Linked DNA regions of Homo sapiens: region 1 is linked to region 2. A link is a loop called in an ENCODE intact Hi-C map of the cell type or tissue named here. Cell type or tissue: gastrocnemius medialis. All regions are shown on one strand. Each heading gives the region's core, and the rest is flanking DNA. Links, peaks and the distances in the headings are about the cores only.

Region 1 (5,370 bases), core at 74-5,073, 64 kb after region 2:
GCGGGGGTACTAGGTAACCAGTTCTGGAAGGTGCTGAGGCCAGTGTGGGTGGCCCCTGTCGCCACGTTCCCTGACCCCATGAGCCCAGCGGACACTGCGTCTTTGGTTCCGGTCAGCACTGTCTTGGTGGTGTCCAGGCCCCCCTGGACGGCCCCTTTGGCCATGCTCATGGCACCGGTAACCCCACTGAAGACAGTGTCCTTGGTACCCATAAGCACAGCCTTGGAGGCGTCCACGCCGGTCTGCACGGTTCCTTTGGCCACATTCACTGCCCCCGTGACTCCAGTAGTCACTGCATCCTTAGCGCCACTCAGCACCGTCTTGGCTGTGTCCACACCTGTCTGGACGGTCCCTTTGGCCACATTTACGGCACCAGTGACTCCACTGCAGACGGTGTCCTTGGTACCGGTCAGGACAGTCTTGCTGGTGTCCACGCCGGTCTGGACAGTCCCTTTGGCCAAGTTCACAGCCCCTGTGAGCCCAGTGGACACGGCATCTTTAGTGCCAGTCAGGACAGACTTTGTAGTGTCCAGGCCCCCCTGGACGGCCCCTTTGGCCACTTTCGCAGCACCGGTCACCCCACTGCCAAGGGTGTTCTTTGTACCTGTTGCGATATTTTGGGTCGTTTTCAGCCCAGTTTGCACAGCACCCTTGGCCACGTTCGCAGCACCGGTGACCCCACTGCAGACAGTGTCCTTGGTACCGGTCAGCACGGTCTTGGCCGTGTCTACACCCATCTGGACGGCCCCCTTGGCCACATTCGCAGCACCGGTCACCCCACTGCACACAGCATCCTTGGTACCAGTTAACACAGTCTTGGTGGTGTCCATGCCGGTCTGGACAGTCCCTTTGGCCAACTTCACAGCCCCTGTGAGCCCAGTGGACACAGCATCTTTAGTGCCAGTCAGGACAGACTTTGTAGTGTCCAGGCCCCCTTGGATGGCCCCTTTGGCCACATTCGCAGCACCGGTCACCCCACTGCAGACGGTGTCCTTGGTACCAGTTAGGACAGTCTTGGTGGTGTCCACACTGGTCTGGACAGTCCCTTTGGCGACATTCACTGCCCCCATGAGCCCAGTAGTGACTGTGTCCTTGGTGCCGGTCAGCACGGTCTTGGCCGTGTCTACACCTGTCTGGGCAGCCCCTTTGGCCACATTCACAGCACTGGTCACCCCACTGCCAAAGGTGTTCTTTGTACCTGTCGCGATATTTTGGGTCGTTTTCAGCCCAGTTTGCACAGCCCCCTTGGCCACGTTCACGGCACTGGTGACCCCACTGTAGATGGTGTCCTTGGTACCGGTTAGGACAGTTTTGGTGGTGTCCATGCCTGTCTGGACGGTCCCTTTGGCGACATTCACTGCCCCCACGAGCCCAGTAGTCACTGTGTCCTTGGTGCCGGTCAGCACGGTCTTGGCTGTGTCTACACCTGTCTGGACAGCCCCCTTGGCCACATTCGCTGCCCCCGTGAGCCCAGTGGACATCGTGTCTTTTGTACCTATGACCACAGACTTGGTGGTGTCCAGGCCCCCCTGGACGGCCCCTTTGGCCACGTTCACAGCACTGGTCACCCCACTGCAGACGGTGTCCTTGGTGCCGGTTAGGACAGTCTTGGTGGTGTCTACGCCGGTCTGGACGGTCCCTTTGGCCACGTTCACAGCCCCTGTGAGCCCAGTGGACACAGCATCTTTAGTGCCAGTCAGGACAGACTTTGTAGTGTCCAGGCCGCCCTGGACGGCCCCTTTGGCCACATTCGCAGCACCGGTGACCCCACTGCAGACAGTGTCCTTGGTACCAGTTAGAACGATCTTGGTGGTGTCCACGCCTGTCTGGATGGTTCCTCTGGCCAAATTCATGGCACCAGTCACCCCACTGCAGACGGTGTCCTTTGTACCTGTTGCGATATTTTGGGTTGTGTTCAGCCCAGTTTGCATGGCCCCCTTGGCCACATTCGCTGCCCCTGTGAGCCCAGTGGACATCGTGTCTTTCGTACCCATGACCATAGACTTGGTGGTATCCAGGCCCCCCTGGATGGCCTCTTTGGCCAAGTTCACGGCACCGGTCACCCCACTGCAGACAGTGTTCTTGGTGCCAGTTAGGACAGTCTTGGTGGTGTCCACGCCGGTCTGGATGGTTCCTTTGGCCACATTCATGGCACCAGTCACCCCACTACAGACGGTGTCCTTGGTACCTGTTAGGACAGTCTTACTGGTGTCCACGCCGGTCTGGATGGTTCCTTTGGCCACATTCATGGCACCAGTCACCCCACTACAGACGGTGTCCTTGGTACCTGTTAGGACAGTCTTACTGGTGTCCACGCCGGTCTGGATGGTTCCTTTGGCCACATTCATGGCACCAGTCACCCCACTACAGACGGTGTCCTTGGTACCTGTTAGGACAGTCTTACTGGTGTCCACACCGGTCTGAATGCTTCCTCTGGCCACATTCACTGCCCCTGTGAGCCCAGTGGACACAGCATCTTTGGTGCCGGTCAGCACAGCCTTGGAGGTTTCCACGCCAGTCTGGACAGTCCCTTTGGCCAAGTTCACTGCCCCCATGACCCCAGTAGTCACTGTGTCTTTGGTGCCGGTCAGCACAGTCTTGGTGGTGTCCACACCGGCCTGTACGGTCCCTTTGGCCACATTCACTGCCCCCGTGAGCCCAGTGGACACCGTGTCCTTGGTGCCGGTGAGGACAGCCTTCGAGGTGTCCAGACCCCCTTGGACGGCCCCCTTAGCCATGTCCATGGCCCCTGTGACCCCGCTGGACACCACCTCCTTGGTGCCCGTAAGTGCAGACCGAGTGGTGTCCAGGCCTCCCTGGACCACTCCCTTAGCCACGTCCACCACGCTGGCCACCCCGGAGGACACGGCATCCTTGGCCCTGGACATCTTGGAACACACCAGGTCTTTGGCCCCGGACACCATCTGCTGAGAAAGGACACAGGTGGATCAAGAGAAGGACTGAGAGGTGTACTCCACCCCGATGTCTGCCAGCCCAGCCCCCTAGTGTGCTTTGGGGCAAGGAACTGCAGGCACCCAGAGGCCCCACCTCCTCAAAAAGCAAGCTGCTTCCTCCTCACCCCGACCCCGGTCAGCCAGACATTCATCGGGCTGTGGTGTGGCACCCTGGCTCTCCGGGATGAAGTCCTCATGAGCTCACAGCGCCAGCCTCTTCCATTCTCACGCACCCCCTTTCCCGGCTGCAGGCAGGCCTCGTCCATGACAGCATGTCCTAGGCTTGGACTCAGCCAGGGTCCCCAGGCCTGGACTCAACGCAGGTCCTACAGTTACATTTCTGTTCCTCTTGCTTATTCTCCATTCATGGCAAATGTTGAGCCTGGCGTCCCAGGGACACCAGGGAGACTAAATTGCTTATTAAAATCATTATATCCAGGCTGGGTGTGATGGCTGATGCCTGCAATCCTAGCATGTTGGGAGGCCAAGGTGGGAGGATCACTTGAGCCCAGGAGTTTAAGATCAACCTGGGCAACCAAACAAGACCCAGTCTCTACAAAATTTTAACAACTGGCTGGGCGGGGGGCACACCTGTAGTCCCAGCTATTTGGGAGGCTGAGGTGGGAGGATTGCTTGAGCCCAGGAGGTTGAGGCAATAGTGAGATATGATCGTACCACTGTACTCCAGCCTGGGCAACAACATGAGATTCTGTCTCAAAAATAATGATATACGCCTGTAATCCCAGCACTTTGGGAGGCCGAGGCGGGCAGATCACGAGGTCAGGAGATCGAGACCATCCTGGCTAACACAGTGAAACCCTGTCTCTACTAAAAAAATACAAAAAATTAGCCGGGTGTGGTGGTGGGCGCCTGTAGTCCCAGCTACTCGGGAGGCTGAGGCAGGAGAATGGCATGAACCCGGGAAGGCGGAGCTTGCAGTGAGCCGAGATCGCGCCACTGCACTCCAGCCTGGGTGAAAGAGCGAAACTCTGTCTCAAATAATAATGATAATGATAATAATAATAATATATTCAGGCTGGGCACAGTGGCTCATGCCTATAATCCCAGCACTATGGGTGGCTAAGGCAGGAGGATTGCTTGAGCCCACGAGTTTAAGAGCAGCCTGGGCAACGGTGAGACCCCATCTTTAAAAAAAAAAACAGGCCGGGCACGGTGGCTCACGCCTGTAATCCCAGCACTTTGGGAGGCCGAGGCAGGTGGATCACCTGAGGTCAAGAGTTCGAGACCAGCCTGACCAACATGGCGAAACCCTGTCTCTACTAAAAATACAAAAATTAGCCAGGCATGGTGGCAGGCACCTGTAATCCCAGCTACTCTGGAGGCTGAGGCAGGAGAATCGCTTGAACCCAGGAGGCAGAGATTGCAGTGAGCCGAGATCGTGCCATTGCCCTCCAGCCTGGGTGACAGAGCGAGACTGTCTCAAAAGATAAAAAAAAATTAAAAAACACAAAAATGAATGAAGATGATGATGGCCTAGGAGTTCTAACTCTCGGGTGTACCTGTGAGGTGCTACTTTTTTTGTTTGTTTGTTTTTTGAAACAGAGTCTCACTCTGTCACCCAGACTGGAGTGCAGTGGCGAGATCTCGGCTCACTGCAGTCTCCGCCTCCTGGGTTCAGTAATTTTTCTGCCTCAGCCTCCTGAGTAGCTGGTATTACAGGCGTGCACCACCATGCCCAGCTAATTTTTGTATTTTTAGTAGAGATGAGGTTTCACCATGTTGGCCAGGCTGGTCTCAAACTCCTGAGCTCAACTGATCTGCCTGCCTCAGCCTCCCAAAGTGTTGGGATTACAGGTGTGAACCACCGTGCCCGGCCAAGGTGCTATTTTAATTCAGTAGTTTTCAACTGGGTGATTCTGCCCCCAGGGGGCACTGGGTGATGTCTGGAGACATCTGTAGTTGTCACAACTTGGGGAGGCTCCTGGCATGGAGTAGGTGGAGACCAGGGATGCTGCTCGGCACCCTGCAGTGCCCAGGATGGCCCCACCCCAGAGAATGATCCAACCCCAAATATCCACAGTACTGAGGTTGAGAAGCCCGGAAATTGTATTCTCAGAACACATCTCCCAGCTTTGGCTCAGGTGGGCACCTTGGGCCCTGTAGTTGGAGAGACCCAGGTTCAAGTCCCAGCTTTTTACCCTCTCCTGCTCCCGACACTCGCTGTGTGGCCTTAGGCAAGCCACATGCCCTCTCTGAGCTAATATCCTCATCTGGAAAATGCTGATTAAAACAGATCCTCTTGCCAGGCGCAGTGGCTAATGCCTGTAATCCCAGCACTTTGGGAGGCTGAGGTGGGTGGATCACTTGAGGTCAGGAGTTGGAGACCAGCCTGGTGAAACCAACATGGTGAAACCCCGTATCTACTAAAAATACAAAAATTAGCTGGGCATGGCGG
Region 2 (5,370 bases), core at 193-5,192:
GGGGCTGTGGAGTCTCCAACAGCTCTGCACAGAGGAAAGAGTCACAACCAGGCACGAAGAGTGAGGCTGAGGAGCCAGACACTGCTGGGGCCTGATGCGAGGCTAACACCGCCCAGGACCCCAGTCCCTGCCCTTTCCCCCAGAAGAACCAGACATCTGGTTTGCATGAGAAACCTCCCCAGAGTCGACATGTTCCCAAACAAGCCCAGCTGAAGAGGAGGAAAAGGATGCAGGTGAGGAGAGGCAGAATTTGTTGATTTGGGGTGACCGGTGCATAAAAGTCTTGCTCTCCATCTTGTCCTGCTACCTTCTACTGGCCGAACCCTTCACTGCTTGTGGCTCAACTCTCGCTAGCTCCTCCAGGGAGCCCACCGCCTGGTGTGGGCCACCACCGGCTCCTGCAGGCCAGCTGCCCCCACCCCCAGCCTGGGCCCCGGGGGCCAGAAGGCACGCCCACCTGAAACACCTTGTTCTGCAGCTTGATCTTCCGGTACTTCTCCTCCTCGGGGTGCAGGTGGATGTTGTCCAGGTACCTGGGGTAGGTGGAGAAGGTGAGTGGGGCACAGCCCAGGCTGCCCACCCGGCCCCTCTGTGCCTCCTGCTCCAGGTAACAGCAGCTCAGCCACACTTGGCCTCTAGTCAGAGGGAAGAAGCGGCCCAGTGACGCGAGGGCAGCAGACCATCTCCGGGTGGAAGGCACACCTCGGACACCCCATGGAGCCCACCCCTGGTGCCAGCAGGAGCCCCACGGAACCCCTCACCGTCCCACCAGCCCTGGAAGGGCACAATTAACCACAGCGGTGGGGAAGCCACAGTGCCGGAAGAGTGGAGAGCCAGAGCTGAAGGGCCGCAGTGCCAGCAGGGGGCTCCTGCGGGGTGCTCCCTCGGCGTTGGCGGGCAGCGTGGACCTCCAGGCCTGCCCCCGATCCTGAGACCCGGGGAGTGGGGTGGGACCCTGCCTCCTCCACATGTTCCCCAAGGAAGCCAGGGTGGGAAACCCCTGATTCCTTCAACACCTTCATTTTGCACACGGGTAAACTGAGGCCCAAGGAGGCCCAGCCCTTTGCCTGAGGCCTCTGGGTGGAGCTGCCTCACTCTCGGCCTATGCTCCTTCCCAACCCACCTCAGCAGGTAATGAGGGGGCCAGAGGGGGTGACAGCCCCAGTGGGAGGGGTGCTGGGATGAGCTGGAGGGGCCAGGCAGGGCAAAGGGGCCACACGCTCACTTGGCAATGGTGTCCACACCCAGCTTCACCCGGTCCTGGTCTTTGTTGAACGTGTAGATCTTCATGATGGAGGCGGCCACTGGGTCGGTGGAGAAGTGCTGGGAGGAGGGAAGCAGGGAAAGCCACTCACTGAGAGCCCGGGCCGCACGGCCCTCCGCTGCCCAGGTAACAGGGGCAGGAAAAGGAAGGCAGAACAGCGGCTTGGAGCGGCCCCAGCTGTGCGCTCATCACAGAAAGGAAAAGAGAGACCCTCCAAGACCGCAGCCCTGCCCACGCCCCAGGGCAGAGGCGACGCAGCCAAGACCCAGCAGAACTCAAGTCTCCCCTTCCGCCTTCTCAAGGCTAGATCCATGGGACTTGGAAGCCAGTGTGACGCGACAGAACTGTGCCTCACACTCTGGCTTTAGAACTCGACCTCAGTGCTGAGATCCATCAAGGCCACCGCCACTTACAGAACCTCCCGCCACCATGGACGCCCCATCCCTCCTGCTCTCGCAGCCCCATGATGGACGTTCTGGAACCACTCCCGGGCCTCATGTTTACAAAGAGACCGAGAGGCCCATCGTCCAGGGTCACAGGGATGGCAGGTGGCAGAGAGGACACAAATGAGTCTGCAACCCTCAATGTCTGAAACTCAATAGCTGGAAGACGGATACCCCCAGCCCCTGCCCCTCCCCGAGGTCCCACCTATCCACCTATGTTACCGGGGGAGGGGAGAAGTCATAGCTGGAACTCTGGGGGTTTCCCAGAACCAGCCCTGCTGACTGCGAACAGCGTCCCAGCATGGAGAGGCTGAGAACAGTACGTACCCTAAGACCTGGAAAAGATTGGGGCACAAATCCACGCTCGGCACAGCCATCACACACGGCCACACCCAGAGAGCCACCCATGGCCTGGGAAGCAGGGCTGCCACCCGCACCTCCCTGGGCTGCCCAGACGAGGGCGGGTGAACAGAAGGGCAGCCCAGGGCCATGTGTCAGGATTCGGGCCACCTGCCCAGGCAGCCCAGAGCTCCACCCACCACCCCCCACCCTCAACTGCACAGCAGGGTCCCTCAGCAGCCCCCTGCGTCACACGGACCAATGACCTACACACTGAGCCGGGGCTCATGCCAACTGAAAATTGGGACCCGGCCCAGTCTGCCGGTTTAGTTGCTGAGATGATGTGGGGAGCGGGACAGAGCACGTGGATGCAGAGAGGCAGAGCTGCCAGATGGGCATGTCCCCAAGACAACAGCTTCCTTGGGATCAGAGCGCCCGGGACAGCACACCAGCCAAGGGAAGCGTGTCAGCTCCAAAAGCGGGCCTCGGGCGTTTTGGGCGACTGGCTGCCAGGCTTAGGTCAGGAGCTGGGTACATGCACAGACAAGGGACGAAGGAACAGCAGCCAGGAAGGGGTCCAAATCCATACAGGAATGTACTTTGTGAGAAAGGTGGGATTTCACAGCTGTAAGCAAAAGACAGGTGCTCTCGACAGGTGGGGCTGAGAAGAAAGCTGAGCCAAGATCTAAAAAAAAAATTACATCAGCTCCATCCCACCATGTTACATAATAACATGCTCCAGCTGGATCAAAGCTTCAACCATGGAAACAAGCAAGCAGTCAAGGAGAAGCCAGAAGAAAAGCTCTGGAGGCCGGGCACGGTGGCTCATGCCTGGAATCCCAGCACTTTGGGAGGCCGAGGCGGTCGGATCACGAGATTAGGAGAGCGAGACCATCCCGGCCAACATGGTGAAACCTCATCTCTAAAATACAAAAGTTAGCCCGGGTGTGGTGGCGTGCACCTGTAGTCCCAGCTACTTGGGAGGCTGAGGCAGGTGAATTGCTTGAACCCGGGAAGCAGAGGTTGCAGTGAGCTGAGATTGCACCACTGCACTCCAGCCTGGTGACAGCAAGACTCTGTCTCAAAAAAAAAAAAAAAAAAAGCACTGGAGAGGCCACAAAAGAATTCTCTCAGCATGGAAATGGGGAAGGCATTTCTAAGAATGACCCCAAACCCAAAAGCCATGAACTAAAACTGACACATTTAATTATACAGAGATCAAAAAATCCTACACAGCAAAGTGACCATAAGCAGAGCCAACATAGAAGCAACTAGAGGGAAACATGTGCAACTCATATCATAGGCAAAAGCCTAAATTGCCTAATATGTAAAGAGTGCTGCCGGGCACGGTGGCTCCCGCCTGTAATCCCAGCACTTTGGGAGGCCGAGGCGGGCGGATCACGAGGTCAGGAGATCGAGACCATCCTGGCTAACATGGTGAAACCCCGTCTCTACTAAAAATACAAAGAATCAGCTGGGCGTGGTGGCGGTTCGCCTGTGGTCCCAGCTACTCGGGAGGCTGAGGCAGGAGAATGGTGTGAACCTCGTAGGCGGAGCTTGCAGTGAGCAGAGATGGCGCCACTGCACTCCAGCCTGGGCGACAGAGCGAGACTCTGTCTCAAAAAAAAAAAAAAAAAAAAAAAAAAAAGAGTGCCTACAAATCACTAATAAAAAGACAAACTATCTACTAAATAATGTAGAAAGGACGCATTCTCATATGAAACATGGCCAATCCAAAATAAGGAAAGTGCAAATTAACTCTATCCTGAGATGTTATTTTCACCTACCAACAGGCGTAAAGATCAAAGTTTGGTGATTTACAGTATGGTGAGAGGATGGGGACACGGGTGCTTTTGCACACACTGCTGGAGTGGGTGTGAGTCTGGAGAGTCTATGGAACTATTACTATTTTGTTTTGTTTTGTTTTTAAGATGAAGTTTCGCTCTTGTCACCCAGTGTCCACGCTGGAGCTCAATGGCGTGATCTGGGCTCACTGCAACCTCCACCTCCCAGGTTCAAGCGATTCTCCTGCCTCAGTCTCCTGAGTAGCTGGGATTACAGGCGCCTGTCACCACGCCTGGCTAATTTTTGTATATTTAGTAGATAGGGGGTTTCACTATGTTGACCAGGCTGGTCTTGGAACTTCTGACCTCAGGTGATCCACCTGCCTCAGCCTCCCAAAGCACTGGAATTACAGGCAAGAGCCACCGCGCCCAGCCACTTACTATTTTCTGAGAAAGGGTCTCACTTGTCACCCAGGCTGGTGTGCAGTGGCATGATTACAGCTCACTGCAGCCTCTACCTCCCAGGCTGAAGCAATCCTCCCACCTCAGCCTTCTGAGTAGCAGGGACTGCAGGTGCACGCCACCATGCCCAGCTATTTTTTTTTGTTTTTGGCAGAGACAGGGTTTTGCCATGTTGCCCAGGCTAAAGCCGAAGTTTCTGAGAACCTATTGATGGTGTTAAGTGAGGACTTGCTGTATTGGAAAAAAATGCTGTGGACGTTTTTATTTTTTGAGATGGAGTTTTGCTCTTGTTGCCCAGGTTGGAGTGCAATGGCGCTATCTCGGCTCACCACAACCTCTGCCTCCTGGATTCAAGCAATTCTCTTGCCTCAGCCTCCCGAGTAGCTGGGATTACAGGCATGTGCCACCATGCCTGGCTAATTTTGTAGGAAGTTCTTTCTGTATTGAAGCAAATAATACTTAACCTTTTATGAAAAACAACCAGGCCACGCGTGGTGGCTCACGTCTGTAATCCTAGCACTTTGGGAGGCTGAGGCGGGTTGATCACTTGAGGCAAAAGTTCGAGACCAGCCTGGCCAACATGGTGAAACCCCATCTCTACTAAAAATACAAAAATTAGCCAGGCATGGTGGCAGGTGCCTGTAATCCCAGCTACTTGAGAGGCTGAGGCACGAGAATCGTTTGAATCCAGGAGGCGGAGGTTGTAGTGAGCCGAGAATGCGCCACTGCACTCCAGCCTGGGTGTCAGAGTGAGACTCCATCTCAAAAAAAAAAAAAAAGACACCTAGTTGGGAGAGAGGAGATACAGATGCATACACAATGGTGTGCCTGGATTTGGGGTATCAGAGGAGGGGCTTCACTACTAGCAGTGGCCTCTGGGGACTCTGGGAGGGATCTGTACCACCTGGGCTTCCGATGGAGGGTGGCTCAGGCACAGGAAGCTACAGGTTGGGGCAGGAGCACACAGGGTGCCACTCACCAAGAGAATGGCCTCCTTGATGCAGGCGTCCCGCTGGTCCTTCCTCAGGGTGGCCCCAGTGAGCGGACAGGTGAAGTACACGCCAGGCACAGCCAGGTG

The links. Peaks named below come from ENCODE experiments on the same cell type or tissue, not always from the same donor. Only the 100,000 strongest peaks of a DNase experiment are listed, where the experiment ranks them.
Region 1: it touches region 2 in a loop (12-fold over the local background); 3 of 110 quality-filtered maps call a loop at or near these places.

What each region holds. Positions count from the first base shown.
Region 1 is chr19:4,510,778-4,516,147 of GRCh38, forward strand. It overlaps PLIN4 (perilipin 4), which reads right to left. Exons shown (of 8, transcript NM_001367868.2): 5 at 1-2,924. Among named protein-coding and RNA genes, the nearest start is that of PLIN4, 5.0 kb to the right of the region's middle. In gastrocnemius medialis, for the core only: no CTCF peak of the experiment used is centred there; DNase peaks (open chromatin) are centred at 352, 1,067, 1,442 and 2,658; H3K27ac peaks cover 4,488 bases.
Region 2 is chr19:4,447,093-4,452,462 of GRCh38, forward strand. It overlaps UBXN6 (UBX domain protein 6), which reads right to left. Exons shown (of 11, transcript NM_025241.3): 4 at 5,272-5,370; 5 at 1,226-1,323; 6 at 458-533. It also overlaps a transcript of CHAF1A not described here. Among named protein-coding and RNA genes, the nearest start is that of MIR4746, 3.8 kb to the left of the region's middle. In gastrocnemius medialis, for the core only: a CTCF peak has its summit at 2,162; DNase peaks (open chromatin) are centred at 1,794 and 2,319; H3K27ac peaks cover 4,038 bases.